Regions from separate parts of the Mus musculus genome. Here region 1 is linked to region 2. The links are chromatin loops, found by intact Hi-C in ENCODE. Cell type or tissue: gastrocnemius. All regions are shown on one strand.

Evidence for each region. A loop is a pair of places that touch in the nucleus more often than their neighbours do. Peaks named below come from ENCODE experiments on the same cell type or tissue, not always from the same donor. Only the 100,000 strongest peaks of a DNase experiment are listed, where the experiment ranks them.
Region 1: a loop joins it to region 2, with 5 times the contacts of the local background. A loop is called at or near these places in 11 of 42 quality-filtered maps.

The regions. Positions count from the first base shown.
Region 1 is chr4:32,145,059-32,153,058 of GRCm38, forward strand. No RefSeq gene overlaps it. Among named protein-coding and RNA genes, the nearest start is that of Gm52717, 12 kb to the right of the region's middle. In gastrocnemius, no CTCF peak of the experiment used is centred here; no DNase peak of the experiment used is centred here.
Region 2 is chr4:32,534,833-32,542,832 of GRCm38, forward strand. The region is part of intron 2 of Bach2 (BTB and CNC homology, basic leucine zipper transcription factor 2); the gene reads left to right. Among named protein-coding and RNA genes, the nearest start is that of Bach2os, 33 kb to the right of the region's middle. In gastrocnemius, CTCF peaks have their summits at 2,413 and 3,434 (motif pointing left); DNase peaks (open chromatin) are centred at 2,373, 3,448 and 4,354; H3K4me3 peaks cover 395 bases; H3K27ac peaks cover 1,802 bases.

The sequences.
Region 1 (8,000 bases), 390 kb before region 2:
CACACACACACACACACATCATCATCATCATCATCATCATCATTATCAATACCTTTCCTAAATTTGGGCAAACACCACCTACTAACAACTGGAAAATACTACAGAATGGCTGATTCCTTCCTGTTTTCTGTGCTATTTTCCTGAGCAAGCATATTACCAACCAATGCTTTAAAAATATTTTTATAATTCTTTAAAATTTTCATACAATGTATTTTGAACACACACACACACTCTTTCCTTTACCACCCACCTCTCTTCCCACCTGTACTGGCTAGTTTTATGTTGACTTGATACAAGCTACAGTCATCAGAGGAGGGAGTCTTATGAGAAAATGCCTCCTGAAGATCAGGCTGTAGGCAAACCTGTAGGGCATTTTCTTAATTAGTGATTACTAATGAGATCTCAGCCCATTGTGGGTGGTGCCATAATTCCTGGACTGGTGGTCTTGGATTCTATTTTTAAAAAGCAGGTTGAGCAAGCCATGGGGAGCAAGCCAGTAAGCAGCACCCCTCCATGGCCTCTGCATTAGCTGCTGCCTCCAGCCATGCTTGAATTCCTGTCCTGACTTCCTCTGATAATAAACTGTAATGTGGAAGTGGAAGCTGAACAAGCCTTTTCCTCTCCAACTTGCTTTTGCTCATGGTGTTTCATTGCAGTAATAGAAACCCTAACTAAGATACCTCACGACTTTGAGCTTCCTCTTCTTCTTCTTCTTCTTCTTCTTCTTCTTCTTCTTCTTCTTCTTCTTCTTCTTCTTCTTCTTCTTCTTCTTCTTCTTCTTCTTCTTCCTCTTCTTCCTCTTCTTCCTCCTCCTCCTCCTCCTCCTCCTCCTCCTCCTCCTCCTCCTCCTCCTCCTCCTCCTCCTCTTCTTCTTCTTCTTCTTCTTCTTCTTCTTCTTCTTCTTCTTCTTCTTCTTCTTCTCCTTCTTTGATCTCTTGGTACAGTAATACGTCATTAAGAGTAACTTTAATAATATGTCTACTTAGCAGAGTAATAGTACTGGATTCTCCCTGCAAGGACCAATCTAGCTGCATGTTTTTGGTCCCTTTAATAATGACAGTGCTAGGATTCCATCTCATGGAATGACTCTTTGAGGCCATCAGAAATTGGTTGTTACTCTAATCACATCTGTGCCAATATTGCACTAGTTAGCCTGCTTTTTCAGACTAGTCATTGCCGGAGTTTTCAGGATCACAGATAAATGAGACTAAGGCTTACCTTTCTGTGGCATCAAGCATGAAACCTTCCAGCACCATGAATGCCATAAATCAGGGGCGAAGTTTGCAGGTGAGTACTACTGTGACATGTCCATGCCCTGAGATTTAAATATAGTGGCCAATACTTTAAAATTATTTCTACATTTGGGATTCTGGGCATCGTTTATTAGCATTATTTATTTAAAAATTTAAAATTGGCTGCCTTCACTAATAAACTGAGCTGCACAGACAGTGAAGTGAATAGGTTTCCCACTACCTTGCAATATAAAACAAAATGTCTCCTAATGTCACAGGAAACCATGATCCAAGAGAGGCCTCCGGAAGATGCCTTTACAGTGCGTGACTCTCTACCACAGAGAGGTTTATCAAATGTGCTTCATTCCATGTGAGAGCCTTGTCTGGGAAGGCAAGTAAAAGGCTGAAGGTTCTGTCCCGGGGCCTCCTGCTAACCACCTGCCAGAAGCCAGAAACATGAGAGAGAGGAATGCTTTATGGGGAGTATTTCTTCACCAACACCCCATGAATGAGGCACCACTTAATGGTATTGCATTGAAGAGAAACTTAGGCACAGAGCAGTTAAACAATACACAGCAAGGAGGTGCTGAGTCCAGAATTTGAACAGAGTCAGTCTACTGTGCTACAACATGTGACACTGGCAGAGAGGAATGAGAGAAAGCCAAATGAGGTTCACATAGGCTCTGGCATTTCCTGTTACATCCAAGATGCATTCTAAGATCCAAGATGGAATCTAAGGTGCATTCTGAAACAAATGTAAGATGTGGGCAAGATAGCTCAGGAGGTATAGGCACTTGCTACATAAACCTGAATTTGATCCCCAAAACTCATCCAAAAGTGGAAAGAGAGATAACCAAGTTTACAATGTTGTCCTCTGACTTCCACAACACACACACAAACACACAGATTAAGGAATATATAAATGACTCTCCCTCATTTCCAGGCTTGGGCCAGATGCAGCAGCTGTTTCTCCCACCTCTGGCTGTCTTACTGAACATCACTGCATCACTGCCAAGGGTCCTTGTTCACAATGCAGGCTTATCACACACACTGGATGGCAGTCTTGTCATGGCAAGTACCTCTAGCTGAACACAGAGGAGGGAAACACAATGGAACACAGGAGAGCCACTCAGGTCCCAACGAGCAGACAGCCAAAGTCCCTTGAGCCAGGAAGGCAGAGGTCATCCTGAACAGCCAAAGAGGTATAGCTGTGAGGGGTCTTCCTTCTTTGTGGCAACTTTGAAAAGTTGGTAGGCATTCAGGGCAGTTTATTTTCAGCCTTCCCTGGCCTTTCTCCATCTGGCGGACTGGTGAGATACATGACATCACAGTCTAGTATGCAGCCGTCATGCACACTTACATTTTGGGGAACCAGAGTCTTGTTGCACTGTCTATGTCTGCTCTGGGGTTCATGTTGTCACATCTCCACTTTCATAACTCAGTAGATTAATTCCGAAGGAAGTTCAGGTTTTACCAGTAAGTCTCCAAATGTGGGTTCAAGTATAGGAATTTTCCTATCCTTGGCTAATGAAGTCACCCTTTCATTAGCCAAATAAACACTGTAAGAGCATTTGCTCAACAGCAGGCACTGCACTGGGCTATAGAGGGATTTTTTTTTTTTTGTCCCATTACCATTGAGAGTTCAAGCCACTGACCTACAAAAGCCATCATCTGCCTGCTTTCCAGAAGCTGTAATATTTGGATATCTGAGTAGGGTCTCTAGGAGATGGTTCCATAAGCCCAGAGAAAGCTGCCTGGCTTCTAGGGACTGAAGGAATCACAACGGTTTTCAGGTGGCAGGCTGCTTAGCTGGAATTTTGTGTTACTGGTAGAAGGCACTAACCAATCTGGGCCTCAAAACCTATCAAGTGAGCTGAAAAGAAAAATCTCTCCCCTCTTTTGATCTGAGAGCTTGTTGCTGTTGTGGGGTATCTTATAGGAGTGCTAACCATTGAAGCTGGTCTTGAAGGTCTGGTGATTCGCTCTGCAGTTGGGAATCGCGAGTCATATCTGCAGAATCTCAAAGAGCAGCTCTGAAGACGGAAGATTGTGTTCTTTGTGATAGCAACACACAGGCGCTTGGAAACTCAAATCTTGGTCTTCCTTGCCGGAAACGGCTCCTTTTTGGCTGGTAAAGCAAGAAATGGAACTCTCTCAGAGTCTGCAGATCACAAACTCTTGATAGAGAGGTCTTCGACTAGAGCTCCAGGATTCCCAAGACATTCCACAGAAGCGGTTGGTAACGATGACTTCTGACCTCGTTCTCCTGGCCATTCTTCGTATACATCCCTTTGCCTTTCTCAAAGGATGTTAGTTGAAGAAAGGGTTCCTATACTAAGGGAAAGAAAGAGTGAGGGAGGAAAAGAGGAGATGGGAGAGAAAGGAGGGAGGAGGGCTTAGCAGAGAGACCATAGCCCATGAAAACCACAAGACCTACAAGGCTCACACAGCTTCTTAGAGAAAGCACTGTGTAGCTGGTGAACTTCCTGCAGGGGACTTCCCAAGCACACCTCAGTTAGTGGCTGTCTGCTCAAAGATGCCAAGGCTTTTGATTTCTCTCTTATGATCAGTTATAGGCAGTATCTAATGCTGATTCCCTTCGCCTTTTATTTAGCAATTTCCAAAATGAATTGGGCCTTACAGCTTTTGCCCTCTTCCTAGGGAGAACACTAGCTATGTGCTGTTATTTCGCCCAAGACAATCTTTTCACAGGGAGGCTTCGGTGTAGCTGAGCTGTTTGTCACATCTTGCTGCTGGGAGAGATTACACTATGAAAAGATGAATAGAACTGAAGCAATGTATTCAACAGTAACCACTCAGGAAAACAAATTCCTTCCTACACGAATCTCCCTTGGTAGCCACCGCTTCTATTACTGACTGGCTTCACTTTCTTGTCGGCATAAAAACAACCATCCAAGGTAAAATGTGTATGATATCCCAACGAATACCCACTGTCAAGAGGTTCCACTGTTTGACCCACCCTGCCCCCTACTTCCTCCGTACACCTGTGCTTATATTCTGGTGCCTGGCAACACATGGCAAGCAAGAGGTGATAGCCCAGGGGAATCCCCCGCCAAAGGGCAGATCTGACAAGACCATTATCAGATGAGACTGAGGTGTGAGGTGACTCAGACACTGTGAAATTTAAAAAAAAAAGCATGTTCATGTAGACCGGCTTTTCCTCTATCAGACAGCACGCCCTTAAGATGCTGTGTCTGAAGCAGCTCTGAAAACCGAGTCCTCTGTTAAATGAGATAGAGGCTCTTGTTGTTCAAATGATTCCCATAAGACAGACTTTTAAAATCAAAAGTCTTTTGCCCATTCGTACATTCGCTGAGCATGTACAAATCTTTTCAGGGCTTTGAGCTGAGTGCTGGCTCTGGAAACGGGGAGAAATAAGACAACTCCCTGCACAAACATTAGACAACCACTCTTTTAAAAAGTGTCAGGGCTTTTCTCCAAGATGGTGGCAAAGGTGGTTAAAAAAAAAAAAAGAAAGCTCTTGCCCCTTGCAAAGCCAAAGCAAAGGCCTTGATTTGCCTAAGAAGGCAGTCACAGCCGCAAAAAGAAGATCCGCATATCACCCACCTCTTGGCAGACCAAGACTCTGCAGCTCTGGAGGCAGCGTAAATACCCTCAAAGGAATGAACCCAGGAGACACAAGCTTGAGAACCATGCCGTCATCAAATTCCCTCTAACCACCGGGTTAGCCTCTCGAGAAGATAGAGGACAACGACATGCTCTTGTTCACTGTGGATGTCAAGGTCAACAAGCACCAGACCAAACAGGCCGTGAAGAAACTCTATGACATTGATGTGGCCAAAGTCAATACCCCGTAAGGCCTGATGGACAGAAGAAGGTGTACGTAGTAGGTCCGCTTGGCTCCCAATTATGATGCTCTGGATGTTGTCAGGAAGACTGGGGTCATCTAAACTGAGACCAGATGGCTAATTCTAAATATACAATTTTTCTTCACCATATGAATGAATGAATAAGTAAATAAATAAATAAATAAATAAATAAATAAATAACATGTTAAGTCTCAAAGAAACCCAGGACCAATGGCTAGCTGAGGTGGTTATCAACATATCAAAGCTGACACTGGCTGCCAGGCTCTCCATTACAGAGTAGCTGTTACAGAGTCCTGGCTTCCTCTCCAGCCCCCGACCTTAAAGTCCCCCTTCCTCTAGCATGTCTTTTTCTATAAAACTCTGCCATTATGGTTACGTGCTCTCTCCATCCGGTCATCGTCTTGGCTCCTGGTCCTCTCCCTTGCCCTCTCTTCTCTCCTCGTCTCTCTCACTCCCCTCCACTCCTCCTTACATGACCGCGCTCAGTCTGGACTCTTCCAACCACCTCTGGCTCTGCTCTCTCTCTCAGCTACGATTCTCCTCAACCATACTTAGCGGCAGTCACGTCTTCCCTTTCGTTTGCTTTGGACTAGTGGCTGAGCAGAGTGACGGAGTGAAGTCTGGGTTTCTTTCCCCCTCTCTGTCCTTGTCAGCCTGTTCCTCCACAGCAGGCCCTCCCACCCCTCTCCTCCCAGGTTTTAGCTTCAGTTCTGCTTTGATCCCGTTTTCTGTGGTTGCCTATTTGAAGTACAGTGGGATCCAAACACACCTGGGAAGTTACTCTTTGAAGAGAGAACGGGAGATAAGGACATCTAGCTTGTATAAAAAGATCATTAGAGATGTCTCATTAGCAAATATGCCTCTGCCTGTTTATGGTCAGGGATCTGAGAGTTAAGAGAGAGCAATTAGAAGGAAGGTGGAAAGATTCAGATGCTGCTCCTGTTGGGAGTCTGCAAGGCTTGATGAAATGCTGTCCTTCAAAGAGACCAACCACTCACTGGTCCAGGTTGATCATACCAGACAGACACCTTTCACTCCTGGGTACAAGTAGAGACATCAATTTGTCCTCACTGGGTTGATTTACATTTGGGTGGTTGTAATCTCCTCACCTATGAAGCCTGGCCAGGCCTACCATCTGAGACACAATATACTCTAAGCCCTTGGCATCCGTGGCAGAATTAGTGGCCCCTTTTATTAGTATGCCCAGTGGCCCCTTTTGGAACTTGTACCTATTTCTCCTTCAACATTAGGCACAATCACCAGAGGCGATCAGAGGTGATAAAAATATGATCGTCAGGAGTTTAGAACATCTGGGGTGAATGTCTGGGTTCTTTCACCAGCAAGTAACCCAGACCAGTAAAACTGCCTCCGGAGGAGATGGACAGCAAATAGGGACCTAGAATAGCATCAGAAACCATCACAACCAGCCCATATGTTATAAAGGTTTTTGGTGGAGTAGGAGCTAAAAGGCAAGTCAGATACTATGGGGTGAGCCACCACCGCCTGGAAAGATCTAGAAGAACTGGAGGAATTTACTATAGAGCACAATGTCTCTGCTTAATGTGAGGGGCAGACTAGCCTCTGCACTCTGCGCCTCACCATTTGACAGCAGAACCAGGGGTCTTTTTATAGAGGGCAGAGGAGATTTTATAGCACAAGCGGCAACCAGGCTCTCTGACTCTCGGGACGGAAGCAGGGAAGCCAGAGGAAACAGTATATGTGTAGCCATATTCTCTCTAATATAAAGTCACTTCACCAGTGAGAGATTCTGGTCCTGAGGAAGCCCACTCATTAGGGACTCCAGCTGCCTATTGGTTTCTGTGAAATGGGGGGAGGTGATACAAAGGCCCGTGGCCTGAGCAGCCACTGGATTCTAGTATTACATTCTGACACAGGCCCACAAGTGTTGGGAACCCATGGGGCCAGGCCTTAAGAAAGTGCAGCAAGCAGAATCATCGGAGAAGGAACTTGGAGATGATACATCAGGAAATCTAACCTTGCTAGGTGCTTAGGAAAGGCCTTTGTGAGACAGAGGATGAGCAGGATGATGTCAGGCAGACACAGGCAGAGGGAATATTAAGAGACACGGAAGCAAGAAGGGGGTCGCAGAGCAAATGAGAAATGGATAGAGGCATGGAGTGGAGAAGGGAGGCAGGCACTGGACCAAGGCATTTGTGGGGAATCCTTGCCTCAGATCTTCAGTTATTATTGACACATTTTCAGCAAGAGAAGCCATCACTCAGCTTCTATGCCGTGAGCTCACGCTGGCACTGTGCACAGAAGCATTGCGTCTAGAATGCTCTGTCTATATTAAACTCTGTAAACCAGGCCCTAGGTTACACGGGATGTATACAAAAACGACCGAGAGAGCACAGCCAGAGGAAGGTGGGACGGGAGGTACCCTGGGAAGCAGGAAAAGAAGGCAGGCTTGGCCAGCAGTATTAACATTGCCAGAGAACAACGGCAGTATTAAGTAACATTAGAGGGCAAAGAAGTGTTAAATGACGTCATCCGAGAGCTGCAGCAGTGCTGTGACATCAGAGGTCAGCAAGAGAGGACATCCGCTTTGCTCTCGATTAAATATCAGTGTGACTTAGGAAAACATGCTAATTGGGAAGTTACTGGGAATCTATCTGGAGGAAACAACGCAAGCGTCCATGTATATGACCATGATGGTTTCGCTTATAGTGCACAATAAAGCTAGGTGGTAAACCAATCTTACAGTCTTTCATCCTTATGGTAGAGAACTGACTAAGCTGAAAGATAAAATTTCATTAAAGTATACTGCAATCATTAATCTGCTATGATGTGTCTGAAATTCCTTCACACGTGAGCCTGTGGCTGAGTCTCTGTCATGTGATGTTAGCCTGTCCTCCTGAGTCTCCCTTACAGTCACCCACACACCACAGGTGTTCTA
Region 2 (8,000 bases):
TGAAAATTATTTTAAGCCTCCTGAAGTGATAACATTTGCATCAGTTGGGATGCAACTAAGCATTCATTTTTAAGATTTATTTTAGTTGTGTGCATTCATATATGTGTGTTCCTATGCATTCATCTGTGTGTGTGTGTGTGTGTGTGTGTGTGTGTGTGTGTGGCCAGAAGAGAAATATGTATGCCCTGCTGCTGGAATTACAAGCAATTGAAAGCTACCTGATATGGGTGCTGGGAACTAAACTCAGATCCTATGTAGAATCCATACCCTCTTAACTGTTGAGCCGTCTCTCCAGTCCCTAAACGTTCCTGAAGTACTTTTGTAAACAGTGGTACCTATATACCTCAAGTTTTGGTCACACCATGACCCACTTAAAAAAAAAAAAAGAGTCACCTATGCTTAGGTAAGCTTTATTAGCAAGGCCAGCATGTGATAATATAATAGTCATAACAACCTTGCCTCAGCACCATTCAGTTGGCTTCAAGGAAAGATGTTACTCAAGAGTACAGCATGGTGCATGGGAACTAAGGACGCCTGGGTGTTTTCCTCCTGTAATGTACTGAGAACCATAGATTCTTAGTCTTAAAGACATGTGACCAAACACTAAGGAAAAAGGCTATTGTTGTTTTGTCTTCCGTATGTCCAGTGTGTCTAATGTAGAGGAAGAGGTAGTGGTGGGGGTGGTGCTGGTGCTGGTGCTGGTGCTGGTGCTGGTGGTGGCGGCAGCCTTTATTGAACAGTTACTTTATGGTGCATTGGGTTCTCCTATACACATTTAGCACATGGACTCTATAGGATTGTGATACTAAATTGCCACATGCCAAATAAGAAAACTGAGGCGGAAAAGTTTCATTAAATTGCTACAATGTCAGCTTCTCAACCGAGGACATGGGATAGCATCTCAGACAGCCCGGCTCCATGGCCCAGGTTCTGAATCCTCACATCAGAGATGGAAACAGTTAACACTCAATAAGCAAATAAGATCGTCTGTGCTTTAACAGCTGGGGAGATGAAGTCCAGGGTCTCCTGCCTGGCCGCTGTACACCCTTGGGGAACGGCATCCCCTGTAGCTCATGGTCCCCAGGAACCACACAGAAGGCATCGTGAACCTAAACTAGGAATGTAGTTTTATATAAGGAATGATGTGAGAAAAAAAATAAAAGAAGTTGAAGAGCAGTTTACAATGGTAAGAGAAAACACCTGAAATTGGAATAAATCATCTCCACGTTTCTTTCATTTCACCCACAAATGCCTCTCTTCAATTCAGGTCACTTACTGGAGACCTTGCTTTTTTGGGTAACTAAACTTAGACAAACCTACTTCTGTCAGGGTCCCCCAAAAGACACCTGACACCTCAGGAATGTGACAGTAATCATTGTGTTATGCAGGGCCACACACACCCCAGAGCTGCCTGTGTCCTTGGTCCCTAAAGCCAATGCAGGTGGCACCCTACATGGCTAGGGGTCTGCTATGACAAGAGCATCCTGAGATGGGAGACCACCCTGGCTGACCTACTGGATTCAGTACACCTCCCTTGGAGAGGGAGGCATGAGACAGAAAGCCCAGTGTGGAGGTCAAATTCTACACAGCGGCTGGTGGAAAACGCTTCCGGGGCACAGACTGCCCCAGGAGAGCTGCCTCTCCCCTGCCTTCTTCTCAACCCTGGCGATGGCTGCCTTCAACATATCATCTCACTGTGCTAGTTCGCCTAAATTCTGCTCATCTGTATAATGTTTTCGTTTAAGAACGGGTTCATGACACATGGCTTTAATCTTATCACCTGGGCGGCAGAAGCAAGTGGGTCTCCCTGAGTCTGAGGTCAGCCTGGTTTACCCAGCATCCCACAGCAGCGGAGCTAAACAGTAAGACCCTGTCTCAGGAGTTTTGAGAGAGGGAAGAGGGGGATCCTCGAGTTCCATGGGAGCTTTTGCTTCATTTGTTTGTGCGGCTCCTGTGTCCGACAGTCCCTGGAGCACAGAATGAGTGACTGACCTTAACGGCTGGTCCTTCAAGAAATCTGTAGGCTACAGGACTGCACCCTGTCTTCCATCACCTGCCTGCCTTGGCTGTTTGAGAATCTCTGTATATTTCCTGTTGTAGCCACTACATGGTAAAAATAGCCCACATGGTTTCCAGCTGGAACTCATTTCCGTAAGTGCTGTGTCCAGGTTGTGACTCTGGTTAACTAGGAGCAGTGGGGAGTTGCGTTAGCCATCCAAGGTCTTGAACTGGCTGGTAGGTTGTTCTTACGACTGCCAACTCTTCCTCCTCCTGGCCTCCCTGTGTTCTTCCAGTGCTGCCTGTGTTCCAACCACAGTGGGAGCTCTCCTGGACTTCCGTAACTGGTTTGTCCCTGCCTAGGCTGGTCCCCAAATGCAGTCAGTGTGATCTCCCTAATGCTCGCCTGCATGGCACACTGCAGTGCCTCCCCATGGCCTGCCAACCTCTTTTGTGGTTGAGAATGGCCTTTCCAGTCTTGGGTCTGCTCCCTCCTCTCCAGCGTCATAGTTCCTCCTCCCCTGCTGCCGGAGTCCTGCCCCACAAGCCCTGTGCCCTAGTCTCTCCTGTGCCATTGCACATTGCTTTCTGCCAGCTCCAGCAGCCTATGAACCACTCCCTCGGGGTTAGATACCCTTCCACCAGCAGCTTTCTATTCTTACTACATCCTACCTGTTATTAGCTTGTAAGATCTGCTGACTTGTCCTGTCTCGTTAGTCCAGATCCTCACTAGCGAGGTACTCTTTCTTCATTTTTTTGGTGTGTGTGTGTGTGTGTGTGTGTGTGTGTGTGTGTGTGTGTGCGCGCGCACGCACATGTGCGCATATCTCCCTCTCTCCCGGCCCCTACACACACACACACACACACACACACACACACACACACTGCCCCGCCCCACCCCACCCCTACAATGGAACCACAGAAGATGGCTGGAATGAATTTGTTAAAGGAAGTGATTTGTACTCTACTTTGTAAAGTTATTTGTCACCCACATTGTCCCTGTAGGGGACACATAGCCTTTCCTGGGTGAGTGACACCTCAGCCTATGAACCTAATCCATACATATCTTCCTTTGGCACTTTCGCTCCAGAATCACTGTACCTTGTGGTGACAATGAGCCAGGAGAACTACAGAGTGTCTGTCTGTCTTAAGGGGTTACTTGTTGGTCAAGTTGGCAACTCATAAAATCCTCTTCCAGTACAATCCAGTCACCATTAAAAACCAGCCTCCAGTAACCAGCTAAGAAAAAATATCCTCTAGGTGATGGACAAACAACAGGCTCAGAGTCCCTTCCCCACCCCCAGGAAAGCACAGTTTGAATTTTACATGTTTGTTTGAGGCAGTTTGCCTCTCCAACCTCACCCTCTGACTTTTCCTTGTGACCCAGATATAGGAATATCTTGTGTTCTCTTGCTCCCTCTCCTGGCCTGGCCTGCCTTTAGCAAGAAGAGCACGCTCTTAGAATTGGCACCGACTGGGTGGTGGGGGTCTGAGCAGCTGAACAAAGCCACCAGCCAGCTCAGCACGGTTTATTAGAAGATCCACGGGAAACCAGCAACAAAGTCTTTTCTTCATATTTGCAGTGCAGCCTGACTGAGTGAGGAGGGGCGGTGCTGGCACTGGGAAGACATGAGCCTGGCATCCTTTCTAAGGGATGAAATGCTTCCCAGAAAAAAAAAAAGGGGGGGGGGGAGGCATTGCCCAAAAAAGCACTAGATAACTACCCTTTTTACAATGTCTCCCTGAGGACATAGAGAACCATGTATGCTGGTTACTCATTATCCAGTCTAGTGCAGTAATAACCCCTCTGATAGTCTACTCCTAACATGCACCAGACAAAGTCCTGTAACAGCTGGCCTATGTCATGGTGAGGAGCAGGACTATGCACCTTTCCCACCCAAAGATGGAATGTGAATGCTCTTCAGAGCCTGGCCACGTTGTGCATCCTTTCAGGCACACGGGCCTGAGACAGGACACAGGGCTTTCCCTGGTGATGGAGGGACAGCATTATAGCCCGCACTCTTCATGAGGAGAGCCAGGACATCACTGGTCTTCCGAAGGCTGACCCTGCTCCCTTTTTTATTGATCACATGGCTTCTTCTTAGGCGCTTCATAATCCTGCCAGTTCACCGTGTGTTGCTTTCCAAAATATCTTGCCTGCTAACCATACCGTCTTTCCTACTTTCCTTTCCTTTCTCATGCTGACCTAGGATGGCTTGACCAAATCTAAAGTTTTCCAACTTAGCAGACTGAGAACAGGACAGTTCAGTTTACAGAGTTCACTCTCCGCGCCTTCACTTTCCCACGAGCTCGCAGGCTGCTGCCCTCTGAGCTGCAGCTCTGGCAGAGTGTGTCCTATCTCAGCACCCATCTGCTCTGCTCTGTGGTGTCGTGCGCAGTGCCTGGCTTTCCCAAGGTGCCAAGCCCTTTGTGTTCTGTTGCCTCTTTCGAGACAGAAGGAAGACACTCATTCCGGGTGTTTATGGAAGGTCTTTTCCTAGAAAGCCACGAGGTTGTTCTTGTGTCTTTACTGAGGTCAGGGTCCCTGTGTGCGCAGAGCGGTGACTGATTTGTGTTAGTTCTGTGCCCTCTCATTACGCAGCCTGCTTCTGTTTCAGCTTAATATGTTAGAGAACACACTCACGCTCTTCCTCTCATCTATTGTCCCAGGAACTTTAACAATGGTGTGGGCGAACATTGAGACACCTGTTTCATGTGCCGTTTGCACAGTCTAAGTTCCTCCACGATAGAATTTTTTTTTTTTGCTTTCAAGTTTACGTTATGACCCAGAATAATGAATGTTCAAGTAATATTTTGTGCTGGTTAATTAGTAACATCTTATTTATAAAAGTTACCTAATTTATTCAGAATTCATGCAGAAAAAATACAAAGTGAGCATTTCTTTATGATCTAGTGGTTTCAGTCCAGTAGAGTAGTATTTGATTTGATAGGAAAATGTGACCTTTTGCTGATGTTATCGTCCTCTGAAATTTACAGAATCGTCTTCACCGTGCATATGTTTAGTAAACTTCTAGTATAGTCCATGCAGGAGGCACATCAAAACTTTAAGTTGAAGAACTCATTATCTAGAGAGAGATTGTGGAATATTCACATGATATGAAAGAACACTGGAAAACAGCTCTTACATGGTGGTCTGCTAGTAGTGTCTGTTGCCCAGGTCAAAAAAGGAAGGCACCAATTGAATTGGCACCTCCTTTATAGAGATTTCTCCTGGCTCCTTCATTCTCTGCCAATGGACACCCCACTCTGTCCTCCACAGTTTCCATAGGTACCATTGTCGTAGGGCTGTTGGAGAGGTCAGGTCCAAGTGCACCTAAGTACTTAGTACAGCGTCAGTAAATGCTAGAAGTCAAAAGCAAGGCTGAGCATGATTAGAGAAGACAACTAGAAGTACCAAAATGATGAGATTGAGGGAATTTTGGAAGTCATACAAGGAAGGCAGAAAGAAGAGAGTCCCTTCTCAAACAGACTGTGTCAGGAACGTTCACTCAGAGATTCTCCAACCTTCCCCTGACACTCCAGAGAGATCATGGAAGTATGGGGAGAGAGGAGACAGATAAGGCATTAGCAGGAAGGAGCATACATGGGCAAGGACCTGGCCGTGACTTCTGATTTGGCTTACATTTTCCCTACAATGGTGATGCAACCTAGAAATTGTTAAGCCCTGGTCTTCCATACTGATTACAGAATAAAATAATAATACTGTCCGGACACTTTCTAGCTTAGCTGAGGTTTTCAGAGCTGTGCCACACTGAAAGGTGGCTGCTTTTAAAATGTGTTGAGTGAGTTCTGTGGTTCCTGCCATCCAGAAACCAGATGCTTACTACAGAAGAGTGCATCCTGGCCAGCGTGGTTTTCACTGTGGTCCGATTTTCTCCTTCAGTAACTACAGTTCCATCAAAATACTGGAACACTCCTGAGTACGGTGGGAACCTCAACCTGCATCTTTAACAACATGTTCAGAAATGGTTTGAATCACCCAAAATGAGACCACCTGGTGTTCTTGAGGTTTGGCATTTCAAAAAAAAAAAAAAAAAGTTCATTTTCAGGATATTTGGATATCCTTATTTAAAGTTGTTTTTTTTTAAGGTATTTTCCCAGTTGGGAGTTATGAGTAAAGAGCTCTTGCATAATAATTCCCAGTATGTCCAAAATAGATGGCCCCAGAGCAACCTCCCAGGTACATTCTGGGTGCACCTGTGGTCATTTCCCCTTCTCAGCATCTCTGAAGATACTGTGAAGAGCATGTTTCAGCCCCACAGAAACTGGATATGACCAACCACAGTCATTGTTGGAAATAGCTGCCTCTCGTGCCTCAGCTCTGCTGCTACCAGAATGACACAGTTGGCAAAAACAGGGCCTTGTCTTCATGCTCCAGCCACCTGAAGTCCTGGAGTCACTACACTTCCCAGTAAAGACTTGCCCCAGTCCCTGCTATTAGTATTTGCAAGCTTATGGTCCTGGCATCCCAGAACTGCCACTCCATCCGTTCTCACACACAAAGCATAGAGCGGCTAGGCAGAAAGGGAGTGAGGAGGCTGGGTGGCAGCCCTGACCTGTGTTCTGACCCAAACATGTGGCTGTTGTGTCACCAGAACTTCTCCAACCCAGCAAAGCTCTACCCTGTGTCTGCCTGCCTTTGGCTTTAGGACAACCATTGACCAGCTCCTATGTGACTATTTAAGTCTGCTCAGAGCACAGGTGGTGCCTGCACCAATCTTAAATGTCCTCCTTTGACACAGACCATGGTGCAAACAGAACAGAAGTCAATCCCTTTGGAGAGAAAAATAATAATTTTTACATATGATTTTTTTACTAACGTTGTGCAACCTTGTTGTCACAGCCTCAAGTAATGCAATCAGCTTGCCTCTCCTACTTTAATGTGGTGGTCAGGAAAGGACTTAAGTGAAGAAAAACAAAGACTGTTGAAGTACTAAGACCTCTGCGGTAGAAGCCTCTGTAGGACTGCCATGCCTTTGTCCTTCCTGCAAGCCCCAACTTGCATTGCAAAGGCAAGGGCTCTGCATGTCTCTCACCCTTCCAAGCAGATCCTCTGCATCCCCTAGTCCTGTCCAGGTCAGTCCTATTTTGCAAACAAAGGGAGGAACTGGAAGAAGATGAGTGGCTTAGGGAAGCCTTCCCCATTTGGCTAGCGGTCCTTCCTTGGTGCACTAGGCCCTTGTGGCTAATTGGAGGAAGGGTGATATACGTACTCTATTGCTTCCACAGGTCAAGAAGGTAAATAACACTCTTCATCAGAGACATGTGATCTGCCAAAATTTTTATATTTATTTCAGATGGAAAATATGACTTCATTTCTTTCAGGAATGTAGGCAGGACATGTGTCTTCAAATACGTGATGGATAAGCATGAGAGGAGGATTCAAGCCGCTTGCCACAGTAGCCCGTGCTAGAGCTAGCTCAGTTCAGTTTGGCCCATCGTTACTGAGAACCTATGATGAGTGATTTACATTGAAAATGGTGGGAAATAGGGGAGATGAGTTTCCTGCTGAACTCGTAGCTCAATGATGACAGAAGCTCACAAGCTTGGCATTGATAGGGACAAGCAGTCAATAGCCAGAGAAACCCAGGAAGGAGGAAAGATGGTGAGAGTCCTGTCCTCTATCTATGTGTAAAGTAGAGGAGATTTCTTTTAAGTCATGTATTTGATGTGTGCGTGCATAGTAGGCGTGAGTGCCTACAGAGACCATGCACGTGTGCATGTGTACGAGTGCCTACAGAGACCAGAAGAGGGTATGGAGTCTCTTAGAGCTGAAGCAAGGGTGCTGGGAACTGAACTCAGGTCCTCTGGAAGAGCAGGAAACACTCAACCTCTGGGCCATCTCTCCGGCTCCAGCAGGACTAACTTTTACATTTTGAGGTTTAGCTTACTAGCATGGTCATAAATACAATTGCTTAAGTAACCCAAACAACCTAGTGAAAACCTAGTGAAGATGCAGCATCGCACTGAAACGTGTGTTT